Regions from separate parts of the Mus musculus genome. Here region 1 is linked to region 2. A link is a loop called in an ENCODE intact Hi-C map of the cell type or tissue named here. Cell type or tissue: gastrocnemius. All regions are shown on one strand. Links, peaks and the distances in the headings refer to the core of each region. The heading gives the core; the rest is flanking DNA. Region 1 has its middle 81 kb from the start of 9530026F06Rik. Region 2 overlaps Pard3b (par-3 family cell polarity regulator beta).

Region 1 (8,342 bases), core at 206-8,205, 470 kb after region 2:
GGTGGTCAGGAATTATACGCTGCTGAGGACTGAAGAGAAAAGGAGCATAGAGGTTAATAAAACGGGGACATACTCTTCTCTCCAGACAGGGTGAGGTGAAAATTACCTATCACCTGCTGGACTGGATGTGCGAACAGGCCAGTAACCGAGTGTGTGGCGGGGACTATGCTGTACCGGATAAGCAGTCTTAAAGCAAGCTCTCCAACAGGCTTCCGGGCAGAGTAGCGTCTTGCGGCAGCCTCATCCTCATTAGAGGACAACAGCTGTTTCTTGCTATAATTAGCTCACAGTTCAATAGTTAGCTCCAGTCTCTTACACCTGTATCGCACACAACAGGGAGATTGCAGAAGCACATGTTGTTGTTTTTTTCTTCAATCACCTCCACTTACACACGTTGTTAAGCATCTAATAGAAAACAGCGTCCCTTCCCTAGTTCCTTCCCTCCTTGGATCACTTTTAAAAGCGAGTTGGGAAAATCTGGGTTTTCTTTATGGGCCCCAGTTCCCATTTCCAATCTCACCCCCCATGCTCCATAGACCTCCTGAATTAAAGAGGGTCTCCAGCGTTGTCAACTAACCCACCAAGCATCAGGCCATAAAATCTTATGTTCAGCCACCTGCGGGATGATGGAGGGAAGAAGAAACTGAATGGAGCAAGGGGTGGGGGTCAGGGCCGATCCAGCTGGCCGCTGAAGATGGCTTCCACAGAATTCTTTGCGGGGTGGAAGGGTGCAGAATCTCGGGTCATTTCCTGCCAGGTCTGAGCCGCATGTGGGGAGGACCTCCATAATCACGCTGTCTCACAGTTCCATTAGTGTCAGAACTCATTAGGAGACCAATCCACTCGGCAGCAGTGGGCATACAAAAGAAAGAGCCGGCCAAAAAGTCTACAGACTGACTGTTCTGTAGTTGTTAGAACAGTGGTGGGGGCGGGCAGGGGAGAAGGATTGTAAAATTCCCGGCTGGGTAATTAGAGTCAGCAGGGAGGCAATGGCAGGCCTCTTTTTTTCTCTCCTGGTGGTTTTAAAAGATTGGCTAGGGTGAGGGGTGGGGAGGGAGGGGGGGGACTGGTGGATTAGGGGGTGCTTTTTTTCTAGGGTGAGGCCATGGGTGCCTGTCATCATTCGTAAGGGAAAATGGTCATCCATTTGCACCTCATTTCTGAGTGAAGCTGAGGAGACAGACTCATTGTGACTGAGATCTGGTTAGAGCACCGAGAAGCCAGTGAGGTGGTTAGTTGCCCTGAGTGTGCTTAGCTAAAAGCAAATGAGCAGGCAACCTGACAGTCTGTTAGGTGGATAGAGGCAGATTCATGTTGCCTGTGCATTGGGCAAGGGATCGGAGCAAGGCTGTGGAGGTGTGAAAGGATATAGCAGCATTGTTTTCTGGAACAACTACCTTGGGCTTTCCAGAGTGTCTTTCACAAAGTCAATAAGGTCAATAAGGGTTACACAACAAATTGGCTCAGCTCGTATGTCAAACTGTAATGGTAGGCTGGGAAGATGACTCAGTCAGTAAAGCGCTTGCAAGATGGTGCTATTGTCTAGCCCAAGTATCTCTGGCTTTCCAGGATGACATGCTGACTTTCTTCAAGTTCAACGGCAGTGATTTAGGCAAAATAGACACAAAACAGCTGTCTCTGGCTGCCGCGCTTCTCTTTCATGCCGGTGCTGTCAAATACAAAAGCTTACCCAACCAAAAGAGAATGTAGACGTTTAGTAACTGAAGAGTAATCTATACGCAATGAAATCCGCTCATCTGAAGTGTGTAATCGATGGATTTTGACAAATACGTGCCTTTGAGGACCCACATTCAATCCTTAAAACCCACTTTAAAAAAATATTTTTTTTAAATAAAGCCCGCCACGGCTAGTAACCGTTACAAGCTTGCACTTGTAACCCCAGTGCAGGAGAGGCATCGAAAGAAGGATTTCTGGGGCTCACTAGCCAGCCTGCTTAGCCTACTTGGAAAATTGCAGGCCATCGAAAGCCCTCATCCCCTCCCTCTGTCCAAAAGGGTAGATAACACGTGAGGAGCAACATTTGACATTGTTCTCTGATTTCCACCATGTGTACCCCACACGTATGCATACGTAAACACATGAACAAGGGCACTTGCACACATAAACATGAAGACATGTTGCTGCCCTGCTTGACTGAACCTGACTTTAACAGGTCTGCCATGTTCTTTGGGCTTCATACATGAACAAGACAGAAACCCAGCAGCAGCACTTTTGGAATCTGAGGGGATGTGCACCTTGGAGAAGCCAGGTGGCTGCTTTGTTATCCCGTGCTGGCTGGCTCAATGTAGGTCATCATTCAAACTTTATTATTATTAAGAAAGAAAGAAAGAAAGAAAGAAAGAAAGAAACCATTTTAAGCATCAGTTTTGAAGCCAGAGCTTCGTTTTCATGAACACCTGAAACCAAACAGACTGTGCATGTGGTCTGTGCTGTTCCGTTTCCCCTGTTTCCTTTGTTTAAAGTCTTGACCTTAACTTTGCTATTATGCATTTTGGGATTTCTGGAGCCCAACTTTACCCAGAGGGAAAACAAGGAAACAAATAAGCTTAAAAATATGTTTTCTGACCTAACCCTACATCCCAAGGTCACTACTGAAACACATCATATTGAAAATCTGCAAGGTCTTAGGGCCAACCCCATGGGAAAATCAGAAAAACTAGAAGCTGTGAAGGACACAGATCTGCTGAATATATTAAGCTTGTGTGTGTGTGTGTGTGTGTGTGTGTGTGTGTGTTTCTAGTCCTCTAAGGTAAATTTATACCATCCATACAGATGCACTCTTTTCTATTTATTATTCCCAATTGGGCAATGGAGGTTAATGTCGTGCAAAGGAGAAAAAAAATCAAGAGTTTGACAGCACTCCCTCAATTTTATTTTAAAGCAACACAAAGAAAATGAAAGCTTGTTCTTTGGGGCCAGCATTTCTCCCTCCCCAATTCCACCCAGACTGGATCATCTTAAATCTGATTTGGGATTTGAGCGTTATTTGGATTAGCTCATTAGTGGAGCACCATTCTGACAAGCCACTAATCTGAGGCACTGGTGCACGGCACCATGACAGTATTATGCCGAAAATGAGAAATCTAATGAGATTAGACAGGTCCTTGTGCAAATGGTCTGACGGTACTTTGTATGGCAGTCCATGAGCTTGGGAATGCAGGAACGTGGGCAGATTGAGGCATCAGACTCCCTTGATCTATGACAGGGCCGCTCTAGAGCCCACAGGTGAAATCTATTGAAAGTCAGCAGTGATGCACCATTTCTGAGCAAGGTCCGGGAACTTCAAGCAATGATCCAGATTAAAAAGTGATAAATACACACAGGGATGACAGTGGGGATGGAGGTATTAGCTACTGGAGAGTTTTTGGGGTGAGATTCTGATATGTTCTGGTGTCTGTGGAGCAGAAATAGGCACAAACAGAAGCAGCCACAGGGCAAGAATAACTGGAGGCTGGAACCAGCCACTGATGCATTCCAAAGTTGCTTACCCAGTACCAGCAAGAAAACCCCATCACTGTCTTCCCTGCTGTTAGAGTGATTTTCTCTCCTTCCTTCACTTGCAATTTTAGTCATTTTTAAGCTAAACAGAACATGCTGGCTCCCTTTTGCTTAGAAGGGGCCTGTTGCTGAGATCAGAAAATGCTAGACTACAATAATGCATGATTTATAACGTCCAGATGTGGCTAAGGGGCAGCAGACAGCACACAGTGGACGGGGACTTGGTGCCTCCCCCATCTCTTTCCCTCCTTGTTCTCTCAAAGAGGAAAACAGAAGTTTCCATGGCATTTTCTTGCCTGTAAGTGGAAAATCAAGCTATTAACAGAGGCCTGGAGTTGTCCCCCTGGGAGATAGCTTTTTTCATATTGTGCTACTCTGCCACCTAATGGTGACTTTTAGTATTCTGTGAAAGGCCTGCCTGTTAGTAGATGCTCCTTAGTTAAAAAAATCTTCCTTGCGCCAAATGGAAAAGTCAGTGTCAGGCATTCTGTCAAAGGTCGTCAAAATGAACAGGCATGAAGCATAAGAAAATACACCTTTCTTTCATGTTAGTAACATGCCAAGCCAGTAACAGGCGTCTTTCATATTTTTTCCCACCAGACAATGAATGGTTGTTCAGTGACTGGTTGTTTAGATATGGAAGTCTAGATATATTTAGTTTAGATATAAAAAATTTACTGTTAAACTGTGTATGAATGAATTCAAGACAGAACTGGGTTCTATTCAGTTTTTTCACTTTACCAAGAGTGTCCAGGGACTTGGAGTTGATGGTCTTTCTGAAACTAGAGCATGAGGCATTTAGTTTTCTCTCTGTCTGAGGAGTCTTCGCCAAGAGTAGAAGAGGGCCTGGACTGGTATTAAATAAACACCAAGGATTCTAGTCCCAAGATGAGGTAAAGGGAAGAACACAAACAGCTTCCTGCTGTCACAGAATCTTAAGAATTTCTAAAGCAGATGGAAGGATGGTGGAGAGCAGGTGGGGGAAGGGAAACCTGTACCTGAGCAGGGCGTTGTCCCAAACATTTTAACCTTCACAGGCAGAACAAAGGGATGTTCAAAATAGTCTCCTGAGTACAAAGATCTAAAAAAGCTGGGTTCTCAGAATCTCTGGGAGATGACTGAGAATAGGGTGTATCAATAGAACAACCGAGGAGAGAGAGAGAGAGAGAGAGAGAGAGAGAGAGAGAGAGAGAGAGAGATGGCGGTGGGGTGGAGAGCGAGAACAGTTCACCCAATAATCAGGTCTGTGAGTAGCAATGAATAAGAGGTTTTCAAGCCTTTCTACAGTATCCATTACGATTTTTATTATTTTATTTTGCCTTTTCTTCTCAAGATTCCCGAAAAGCCTTTGCCATGCAGCTGTAACCAAGCAGTCATCTATTATTTCACTTAAACACACACCAAAAGAGGTGATGTTGATTAATCAAAGTAGAAGCAGCAGACACGCTTTGGAAACAAAAACCTCAGTGCTTCAAAGGCAATGCCCATTGGCCATCAGGAGCTCTGTTGCCAGGGAGATGGTTACCAAGCATAGGTGCCCCCAGAGCAGCTGCATTTATGGAGGTGTGGCCCTGGACAGCTTATTGGTACTCTCTGGATGGATGTCACGAGTGAAGGCTTTTCAAATATTTAATTTTTCCCGTGTGTGTTGGCAAGAAGGGACTGGGCTATGTGACTGCTTTTCAAAGACAAGATTAAAGAAAGAGGAGGAGAGGCATTGGAAGAACCAGAGAATGTGATCAAATAGACTGAAAACAGAATGCGAAGAGAGAGGGAGAGACTCGGTCAGTGGCAGAAACCCAGAGATAGTACAGCCCCGTAGACCCGAACTACAGTCTGAGTTGGTCACAGGGCAGACACCTGGGTACAGGGAAGCCAGTGTGGTGTGACTCTTCTGAACAGTATTTTCTAGAGGGATGCCTCTCTGTGAGTGCCTCCGTAATTATCCACTCCATGCTAACCCACATAAGATCTCATGTCAATGATAGCTGACTTCAAAATAAGACACGGAACTGCAAGTGCTAATGTCTTTTTGGCAGAAATAGGGTCAGAATGTGTGTGTGTGTGTGTGTGTGTGTGTGAGAGAGAGAGAGAGAGAGAGAGAGAGAGAGAGAGAGAGAGGGCTTATTTCAAACTCCTTTCTACTTCCAAATTTATTCTTCTAGGGTCTCTCATAGAAGTCACTAGAAATCCTTTCTCCATGTGGCTAATATTTCCCAGCACTAGCTTCGTCTGAGAAAATATTTTTGGATGAAGTGTGTGCACAGGTGTATCTGCAGACTCAGGTCTGCCTTTAGTGATGCTGAGCGTGTCCAGAAGAAAAGGAAGTAGGTGCAAATAACAACAACAACAACTAACAAATGATGATGATGATGATGATAATAGAAAAACATTTCTTTTAGTCTGAGAAGGGTAGGTGTCAAACACGAGAATCACCAAAACTAGAACACTGGACTGTCTGGATGGATTTCAGATGACCTAAAATGGAAAGCCTACTGGTCTGGCATTTGGAAAATGTAAGGATGAAATATGACTGAGTTGGAATTAAGCAGTGTCTGGATGTGAGTGTGGTCAGAGGGGTCACTCCAGGGGCCATCTGATGGAAGCCGGGATTTGGACTGACAAGTGAACAGAGTGTTTCTGAGAATGACTCCCTGTTGTGTGTGTGTGTGTATGTGTGTGTGTGTGTGTGTGTGTGTGTGTGTGTGTGTGTGTGTGTGAGTGCGCACGAGTGCCTGCTCACTTGGGAGCTTGAGGTTGGGCATAGGATGAAGCAGACTGGAAGGTGATAGGTCCTGAGAGAAGAAAGCATTGGCTGATGAATCTAGATTTCCTCAGCACTTTGTCTGGGGCCAATCAGGGTTAATATGTACTACATAATTTATATGAAATTTCTCATCCTTAATGAAGGAAGAAAAAACAGAATTATAACATAGTTGCATTTTTGCTATTAATTCATGAGAAAAAAAAATCTCATGGAGGCATGTTGAAGCAAATGCAGTGGGCGGCAATATCATCTAGAACATCTAGGGTTCTTTACTCTCAGTCAAAAGACAGAGGTGGGTGGGGGTGGGAGTGAGGCCCTCCAGGACAGGGTATGATAGGTTTTGCATGTGTTGTCAGGCTGCAGCTGTGGCTGGCTGACATGAGAGCGCCAGGCCACATGGCCCCATTAGGAAAAGGTGAGGCTGTGAATTACTTTTACAGCCTGGAAATGACACATCTCATTCATCCAGAGAGTTATTTAGGTTTGCATTGAGTGTGAGGACCCATGAGTCACCCAAACATGTCTATTTCTTCATCTTTGAGGATCGGTGAAGGGTGTTTCTCTCTCTTTCTCTCTGTCTCTGTCTCTGTCTCTCTCTCTCTGTGTGTGTGTGTGTGTTTATGCAGAAGGCTATGCGTTGTGAAACAGGGCTGAAGAGAGGGTAGACTGATCACCGTTTCAAGGCCTCAGTGAGCACATCTGATTATTGGTAGAGCTAATTCCTTCTCAGTGGGCTCTCTTCCACACAGGAGGACTGAGAAAGTAGGCGTGCTTTGTCTCTGGTATAAACACTTGCCAGCCATTGCAAACCCTAGGTAAGGCCTGCAGACATAAGTATAAATACATGCCAAAGTGTGTGTGTGTGTGTGGGGGGGACGACTGCCTTCCTGAAATTTGTCCATTTATTTGTTGGAGGGACACGAGAAGGGAGGGTAGAGATTATTGGTAAACAATAAATCACTTTTGTACTTCAATCCAAATCACACCAAAATGGGACAAGGTATTTACCAACCACCCTGCCTCACTGGTAATTACCCAGTGGCATGTCTGGCTTCATAAAACCTCAATCCGAGGGGAAAAGGTAACAGCCTCTGCTGCTCTGTTTAGGTATCTTAGAAAGAAAAAAAGCAAACTACTCTGTCTTCAGTCCCATTTGAATAAAAACATTCACTTGCCCCCAACAAGGAGAACACATTTCCCCAGCTGATTGATGCTTTTCCATTTATTTTATAATGTATTTTTTTCCCTCAGCAAGGGATTGTTCTCCAGAATGCTAGAAAGGAAATATTTCCCAAATTGTGTGCTGTGATTGGCTGGCGGGGGCCTAATCAGATAGTACAGATAGTCAGGTGGGAAGATGGAAATGGGGTGGGGACAGCGGTGATTTGTCACTTTCTCAGCTGCAAATAAAGATGGGATTTGCAATGCCAGCCTGCCTGCCACATCTCTCAGATGGAGCAAATCTCTCTCTCTCTCTCTCTCTCTCTCTCTCTCTCTCTCTCTCTCTCTCTCTGTGTGTGTGTGTGTGTGTGTTTGTGTGTATGTGTGTATGTGTGTGTCTGTCTCTGTGTGTGTGTCTCTCTGTCTCTCTCTGCCTTTCTCTGCCTCTCTGTCTCTCTCTGACAGACACACACACACACACACACACACACACACACACACCTCTTCAGATCTATCACTGACAGAACAGTTATTAAACAAAATCTCAGCCCAGGGAATTAATAATCTCAAAGATTCATTTCTTTATCAAATCCTGTTGCCTGAAGGAACAGTACTTTGTGCTTGCAGAGGACCAAAATACATTAATCACCTGAGGGGAAAGGAGGGGTTTCTGCTTTTTAATACTTGTCAAGTGAAGGGGAGAATGAAGAAGAGATAGAGAGAAGAGAAGGAGAGAGATTGGGCTTGATTTTAGAAAGTGTTGCAAACACACAGATGTCAGGCCTGCTTTCTATAGAGTTTCTGGTGGCAGAGGTTAGGAGGAGGGATGGGAGCAGGAGCTGTGATGGCCAGGGACAGATTGAAAATGAGGGACTGAAGTGTTTTCAGTATATCT
Region 2 (8,342 bases), core at 298-8,297:
TACTCAATCAGTTTCTAAGGAGCATCCCACTCTTCTCTACCCTGACTCCTCCTGAGTATCTCCTTGATAGGACACTGAGGTCCTTTGACACAGGCAGCCTTCCTTCTAAGCGTCTCTCAAGTTCCTGAATGACTTAATCTACTCACATCATCATGGCAGGTCCCTTCCAGTCTACAAGGAAACGTCCATAAATACTTCTTAGTGCTGCTAAAAACAAAAGTGATTTATTTGGCTCAACATAGTCCTAAGTGTTAATGCTAATTTAATTTGGGATTCTCCTAGTTCAGGGCAGTTGGAGCAGTGATAGTTGACCTTATAAGAGAGAAAGTTTGTAATGAGGAATGCTAGAATATCAAGAAAAACAGAACCATCCTACCAACTTCCAGTCCTCTGCAAGCTCTGACGAGGTTAAATCCAGCTAGGTATTAGTGGAATACAGTCTAATTAATTCATAATTGATGGGTTACCAATTAACCCCTGCAGGTATTTGTATTTTAAAAGAGGGTGTTTTGTAAACCCTGCAGTATTCTATTTGATATAATTTAAAACAGCATAGGGCAATTGTAATTTGTAACTTACATAACATGCATGTTTCTGTAGAGACTGACTAACCCTTAATCTCAGCATAGATATATACTTATGGAGGTGGCATCAAGAGAAACTAATGTGACAGAGAAAATTTGTAGAGCAGTAAGCAGCAAGACAACGTATGGCTAAGGGCACACTGTACGGTGAAGGAGGCTAGGTTCCTTGACTCTTTTTCTCTGACTTGCTTTTTGGCTCTAAATAAAGCATTATTGTGATCTCAAGTGTGACTGGATCTTTTCCTTGTCCTATCTGCATTCTTGCAAACATTTTTTATTTAGTTTTTGCTGTACTACAGGAAGCAGCTGCATGAGCAGTAGCATCAAGCCTGATGATTCCTTTTGTCCTTTGAGGGAACTCTTGCTTCCCTGACCTGAGCACTGCAAAGCTGAACCACAGCGGTTAGACACCTGCATGCGTCTCATTCACGTGTACACGTATAGACATGCTATAGATGCCAACCAGGTAAACTGTAGAAGGCACTGGGGAGTCCATATTTGACTTGGCCATCATCAGGATTATGGTAGCTGTAGTTACTATCTCCCAAAACCATTTATCTTTGCCATAGTAAGGTCACAGAAGTATTAATGCAGAGGGCTCCTCTGGGCTTGGTACATGCCTGCACACTGCTTCCTACTGCAATATTTAAGGGGCAATATAGGTTCCTAGAAAGGAAAGGTAGCGAAATAGAAACTCTCAACTTTAGTTTCAACTTTATCAGTGACTAAAACCAAAGATGTTTATTAAAACAAAAGTATAAATAGGGTGTGGTACAAATACCTTTGGTCCCAGCACTTAGGAAGCAGAGGCAAGTGATTCTCTGTGAGTTCAAGACCAGCCTAGTCTATATAGTAATTCACAGGCAAACCTGGTCTACATATTGAGATCCAATCAAAGAAACAAAAACATCATCATCATCATCGACGACAACAACACCACCACCCATACTAAGTCAAGGTGCTAAAAAATAATCTTTAAAAAACCATCCCCTTCTTACATTAAAATTTTCAAAATGCCAAGGGTCAAATATTAATGCTTATATTAAAGTATTAATTATGTATATGAAGTTAGAGTGCTCAAAAAGCCACTTGGGATTGAAGTGATCTAAAAGTATTGACTGCTAAAAAATAGTTTGACCTGGATATTTAAAGATCGATAAAAAATAAGGAAGTGGTACAAGTATATCCTTATTATGTGTATAGTGCTTTAATATTTTCATTGAATTTTCACACACAACTTCTATCTTTCCCTGTGACACTAAGATTATTTACCACTCCCATTTTACCAGTGAGAAAACTGAAATTCTGAATGATCAAATTATTTAACATTGGAAAGTGTTCATTTATTTTTTCTACATTATCTGAATTCTAAGTAAGGGCTAGGCACAGTTACAGGCACTGGAAACAAGCAATGGATAAAACTATCAACCAATATTATGTATGTATGTGTATGTATATGTGTGCATATATATATATATATGTATATGTATACATATATATGCATATATAGATACATATACATCATATACATCATATACATATACATATACATATACATATACATATACATATACATATGTAAGTATGTGTCCTAAATTATCAGAGACCAGGCACAAGGACCAATAGGCATGCTAAACAAGTAAAACACTGGAAGTATAGAACAGGTAGGAGGTGCATGTAAGAAAGAAACCATAGCTTTACTACTGTTGCCATTTAGCATGCTTCAGACAGCTGGGGGGAAGTGGGTATTCCAGGGACTCATAACAGAACCTATGAGACTTGTACTTTATTCAAGTACAAATGCCTATTATCATCCACAGTGACAGGTCCCAGGATGTCCTTCAGACACCAACCTCTATGGATAGATGCCCACATCCCTAACAGGACAAGAAGTTGCATATGAGTCATATGTACTTTATATATGTATTTTAAAGCATGGGCACATTACTAAGCATAGCTAACAGAGCATAACTATTCCATATGCAGCTATTGTATTGATCATGTGTTAAAGCCAAGGGGAGGTAAAACCAATGTGTCCCAACAGCAGGGACAACCATCCTAGGCTTCCAGATAACAATGGTGGAACAAATGTTAAAGAGAGATTGAGGACCTGTGAGGTGGGGTGTGCTTACATACACATTCAGTGTAGCCCTGACACAGGGCAAACACAAGTGAAGTCGTTGATGCTCTCTGGAATTCTTTTCTTGGTACTTCTGATTCACAGCTGTTTGAATCCAGAGATTCTAAATCTGTAAATACAGATTGAAAACCACATTCCTAGATGGGATATGCTTTAAGCAATACATTTAAAATAATGCAAATCCAATCTTTTTTACTTTGATAGTATATTTGATAGCTAAATTTACTATGTAATGTAACACACTAGAACCTAACAGTTATTCTCCTGAGCATGTGGCTTCACACTGTGGCTAGGTTATTTATCACACATGATATAATATCACATAAAATTACTGCATTGTTTTAGCTTCAATTACCCATGAGAAAGCCATGACACAAAGAAAGGGGCTACGTTGCTGAAAGCCATTCAGGTAAGAAAACCAATAACAAAGATCATTCCCAACAGTTGCCATAACCTTAGTCTGGACTTTTATTTATTAAAATTGTTATCTCTGTAAATGCAAAGATGGGGATAAAAAACACGAAAAAAGAATTAAAAATAAACTGTGCTCAGATGATTAAGACTTTGAAAAAACTTATTAGTTCAAGACTAGAAGAAGGATATTCTATTGACAGGAGAGAAAAGAGAACATAGGGCTTGCCCCTGGCAGAAGTCGGCCCTCAACAGCAGCTTCGATCAGAATGCCAAAGAGGAAATGCTAAAATGGACTCCGGAAAGAAACCAGCCACAGTCATGAAGTCCAGGAGTCCAAGAGACTTCCCTGGTTCAGATACTTCCTGTTTAGGAAGATGTTAAAGTTAGTCCATAAGACTAGTATACTTTGGATCTAAAATTCTATAATTTTATTACTCTCTAGCAGAAAGTCATCTTGAGGCCCGTGCCATGGGCCTTGTAAGCAGAAGCACTTCTCTCCTCCCCTACAAGCTTCCATATTTCTTTCTGAAGCACTGTTTAAACCTCTAGGCACATCATAACTTCAAGATCCCTTCAAAATGTAAGTGTTCCAGAATTAAATTTACTATATTATTATTTAAGAAAATATAATAGATTTAGAACAATTATTTTATGTTAAGGTAGAAGTATCACTAATAAATTAAGTGTTCAAAAATAACCCAGGATTGTAAAAAAATATATATAATAATTCAGTATCTTTTAAAAAGGATTAATGTAGCAACAACACTTCCCAAGCAAAACACAACATACACCATGGATTGTCTAGTTACACACTAAAGTCACACATATCTTAGTACAATCAGCCATCAACCTTTCAGTCAGTAAAAAGGAAGTTGAGAAAGCCAAAAATAGAAACAAGTTTTATGAATGCAAAGAGTGTCCTTGGCCATTTTTGAAAAACTTAAGAGAGCAGAGATATGTATGTGTAAACTCTCCCTTTACTATCCACCTCTGATCTGGGATCTATACTAAAAAGACAAAAGACATTTTCTAACTGGGGGAGTGTCAAATTTCAAACTGTTTTCTGAGCTGGCTTCTAAGTGACTGTGCCATCCACCAGAGGGCAACAGAGTGCTCTGAGAAAGCAAGTGGCAGTGTGTCTGACTAGGTCACTAGTTCATTCACTGTGCACAAGAGTCTCCCTTTGAATATGTGAAGATCCCTGAATGCTGAGTATGTTAACAGACAGTGTGTTCCTGTTCTAAATTTAGTCCTGCTGGCATTTCATTTCTCACATAATAATAATATCTTAATCCAAATATTGTGTCATATTAATCAAGTATCTCCTTATAAAACTATTTTGAGCAATTAAATAACTTTAAAACAAATTTTATAAGATTTGTTTGAAACTATTAAAGTATGCATTAAGTTAGTTTCTTTGGTGTTTCAGTACTTAATCTCAAACACTTAGTACTTAAATCAAGACATGCACATGAAAATATCATAATAATAGTATTATATCATTAAAAGACAGCAAGGGACACTAAACACATAACTCTTCTACACTAACACTACACTAACTAACATTTTGCTGTTAAATAAATTGTTGAACCTGAGGATAAGGCAGACAAAAGTCTAACAAGTACTTATACCAAACACAAAGACAAAGCTGAGCTGATAGTGTAGTACTTGAACATGAGACAGCACATGGTATTCAAGGGTCAAGGCCCAGTTGTGCAAGTCAAGAGCTCCTGGCCTGCCTTCAAGTTTAGCACTTCCCATCTGTAAAACCTAGCTGTAAATAAAGAAATTTTCTGTGATGGTATACTATACTTCACACACCACACCACACACACACACACACACACACACACACACACACGTGTGTGTGTGTGTGTGTGTGTATGTATATATATTACATATATATACACATATGTGTATATATGTATTACAGTTAGGGTTAGGGTTGGAGGTTAGGGCTAGGGCATATATACATATGTATGTATGGTTATGGAAGGAATTCAATTTTCATAAAAATTATATACTTTCATATTTACATAGTTTTATGTTGTAGTTGTCTTTTTTAACCATGCCAACAATTCACAATGTGAGTTACTGTTTTAAGAGTCTATTATTGAGTAACAAGACCATGGGATTCAGAAGTCATCTCTTTATCAAACTAAGTAAATGAATTAGATCTTTCTCCAATTTTACATCAAATCATTCCACCTCTAGTTTCTAGCCTTTATTGAACTGCACTGATTTTCCGAAAGCAAAGCAACCACAGCTGACACCGCTTTGGGACTGTAATTGCTGTTGGGATCTTGGCTTCTCCATTACTTGGTCCAGCCTATCTACAGCCCTCATTGCCAGTTCCCCTGTAGGTAGTCCATCCCAGGAATGCAAGTGTTATGACTTGAGCATGAGTCTTCACACCCAGCCAATCTTCTCTGTGCCTGCTCTCTGTCCATATTCCATCTGTGAATGAGTATTCACCAAGTAATTTACACATAAAAGCCCAACTGTGCCTCCAGCCTTCTTGAGCAGGTTTGATATCCAACAGGAGGTCCACAAACCATCAGTTGAAATTACTACTTACTGTGAATTGACTAAAAGTAAGAGAAACAAGTTTGGTGGGCTCTGCTTCCAGGAAATATAAGAAAGCTCTCTTTTTCACTGATTATTTTTTTCCTTTTTTAACAAAAAGAAGAAAATTGAGTGATTCTTCTTCAGGCAACACGAAAAGTGCAAATCCTTATCGATTGTGTAGCACAATGGCAGGCATCATGGAGAGCCATGAATGTGCACTAAGAGGAAAGCTGTAGCTGTAGCTAACATATATGGATCCTCTGCTAGGCTCTTAGCTGACTGTGTCCTTGTCTCCGTATTTAATAGTGGTGTTAAGTCCCATTTCAAAAAGACACACATAATAACGCTGTTTCTGTGTCTAAGATACAAGCTACATTTTGAAAAGGCCTTGAGGAAACAGTTGAAAGAATGCATCAGAGGAAAGTGCTGCATCAGACAGATCTCCTCAGATATTGTTAACAGAATTTCCCTTCCTGAAATGGGATTTGAAATAAGGCCAGGATGAGCCGGTATCTTCTGCCCTTTCTTTAATGTAGCATTTTCTTGCTTTTTGTATGAACACACTGGCAGTGGAATTTGAGATGCAGGCGGCCTTCATTATTAAAAATCAAGCCAAATATCTCAACTATCTCAAAAAAGGAAGGTGTTCCCAGGGAAGAAGCAGAAAGTGAACTGGGAAAAGGCAAATGAATGGCCATCATTTGGTGTTATAAGGGGGAAATCATGAAACACTCTGTAGCTATGCACGGTAGCTCAGGCTGCAAACTCAGCACTCTGGAGGCTCAGGTGAGGGAAGTTCTTGATTTCATGGTCAATCTAAGTAGCTAAAATGAAACCACAACAAAAGAACGGTCATTAAATGCCTTACCAGATATCTTAACATAAGAAATACAGAGGAGGAAAGGATCTTCAGCCCCTGCCTTCTAGGAGTTGGCAATCTACTTAGAAACACAATTTGCTTACTGTGTGGCTGACTACCATATGAAGTAAGTCAAGCCAAGTGTCAAAAGAAATATAAAATAGAAGACTATGTTTGCAAATATTAACGTAACACACACACACACACACACACACACACACACACACAGAGAGAGAGAAAGAGAGAGAGAGAGAGAGAGAGAGAGAGAGAGAGAGAGAGAGAGACATGCTACAAATAAAAATAAACAGTGCTAATGTTATAGAGAAGAAATCTTGGAAGCAGTTCTGTTTCTAAGGACAACACAGCTCATATTAAACAGTGTGTTTCAATGACAATAATCTAGGATATTGCCATGGGATACTTTCCTTTTATACCTCATCAAAGTAATAAGAAGCAAAATTCCATTAAAATGCTACATTTGTGATGAATTATTCCCAAATAATTAAAAGAACAGTTTTAAAATTTCCTAAATATTCAACATACTCAGTGCAATGCTTTTCTTTTGTTTCAGGGTGAGGATTAACATGAAAGAAAGACATACACAGGATACAGTGTGCCATCTACTTTGAGAAAAATCTACTCTGTGGCTCTTTGGGAGTCATCCATACCCTACTATATTATCCAGTATAAAACACAAAACACGTTCCAACCTCAGGCATTAAGATGAATATTTAGCAACTGTCTGGAATAAACTCCAACAGCAGCAGTGGCTCCAACAGCCTCTGTAGCTGACACTAATTTATTGAGATGTATTGGGAGCTCTTGAGAATGAAGAGTCTGCTAATTAGGCCACCACAAAAAAAGTTCCCAAACTTCGACAAACTTCAGGCAAACATCTGATGAAGAACTTTGATTTATGAGCTGTCCAGGTGAAACCAAAACAGATGGTATCTTTTAATAATAACTGACATATGAGTTTGTTAAGAAATTGAATGGCTTGAAAATATGCTGCTTGGTATAGGAAAATGAAGAAAGTATTCAGAGTCATCTACCTTATCTTTGTCTTCAACAACATCTGCTAAGACATCATCCGGATCCAGGATTCCTCCATCTGTGTATTCTAAGTGATGAATCTTCACCCAGTATCCAGGATCCTGTGGTGGAACAAGCAAATCTGATGACTCAATCTATTTCTACCAAAGTAAGACACATTTTAACAGAGATGATTAATCTCAATAAAGATACGGTATATTGATTGTTATAGCTATGGTTCCTATTGCTGTGAGAAAATACCATATCCAAAACTAAAGTGAGGAGTCAAAGGTTTAGTTTGTCTTACAACTCTCAAGCCACAATTAGTCACTGATGGAAGTCAAAGCAGACACTCAACAGGACTGAAGTCTGGAAGCCGGACCTGAAGTCGGACACTGTGAAGCAGTGCTGCTTACTGGCTTGCTCCCCAGAGCTTGCTCGGCCATAGCTTGCTTCTTATGGCACTCAGAACTACCTGCCCCAGAGGAAGGTGCCCTTAGTGAGCTCGGCCCTCCTACAGTAATAAATAATCAAGAAAAAGTACTACTGGCCTTCCTACAGGCCAATCTTATAGAGATATTTTTCTCTATCAAAGTCCCTCTTCTCACATATATCTAGAGTTGTGTCAAGTTGGAACACCAATAAAACTTTTAACACAAAACAAAGGTCTTATGTATAAATAACTGCCACTTTTATCCTGTTTAACTTGAGGTCTACCCATCTAATAAATTTTTCTGAAATTAAA

Evidence for each region. Peaks named below come from ENCODE experiments on the same cell type or tissue, not always from the same donor. Only the 100,000 strongest peaks of a DNase experiment are listed, where the experiment ranks them.
Region 1: it touches region 2 in a loop (10-fold over the local background); 13 of 42 quality-filtered maps call a loop at or near these places.

Annotation. Positions count from the first base shown.
Region 1 is chr1:61,293,732-61,302,073 of GRCm38, reverse strand. No RefSeq gene overlaps it. Among named protein-coding and RNA genes, the nearest start is that of 9530026F06Rik, 81 kb to the left of the region's middle. In gastrocnemius, for the core only: a CTCF peak has its summit at 3,905 (motif pointing left); DNase peaks (open chromatin) are centred at 819, 3,890 and 5,052; H3K27ac peaks cover 798 bases.
Region 2 is chr1:61,767,325-61,775,666 of GRCm38, reverse strand. Pard3b (par-3 family cell polarity regulator beta) reads right to left here. Exons shown (of 23, transcript NM_001081050.2): 2 at 7,618-7,719. It overlaps Pard3bos1 (a long non-coding RNA gene), which reads left to right. Exons shown (of 4, transcript XR_373443.3): 4 at 3,581-3,713. Among named protein-coding and RNA genes, the nearest start is that of Pard3bos1, 94 kb to the left of the region's middle. In gastrocnemius, for the core only: a CTCF peak has its summit at 4,229 (motif pointing right); a DNase peak (open chromatin) is centred at 4,243.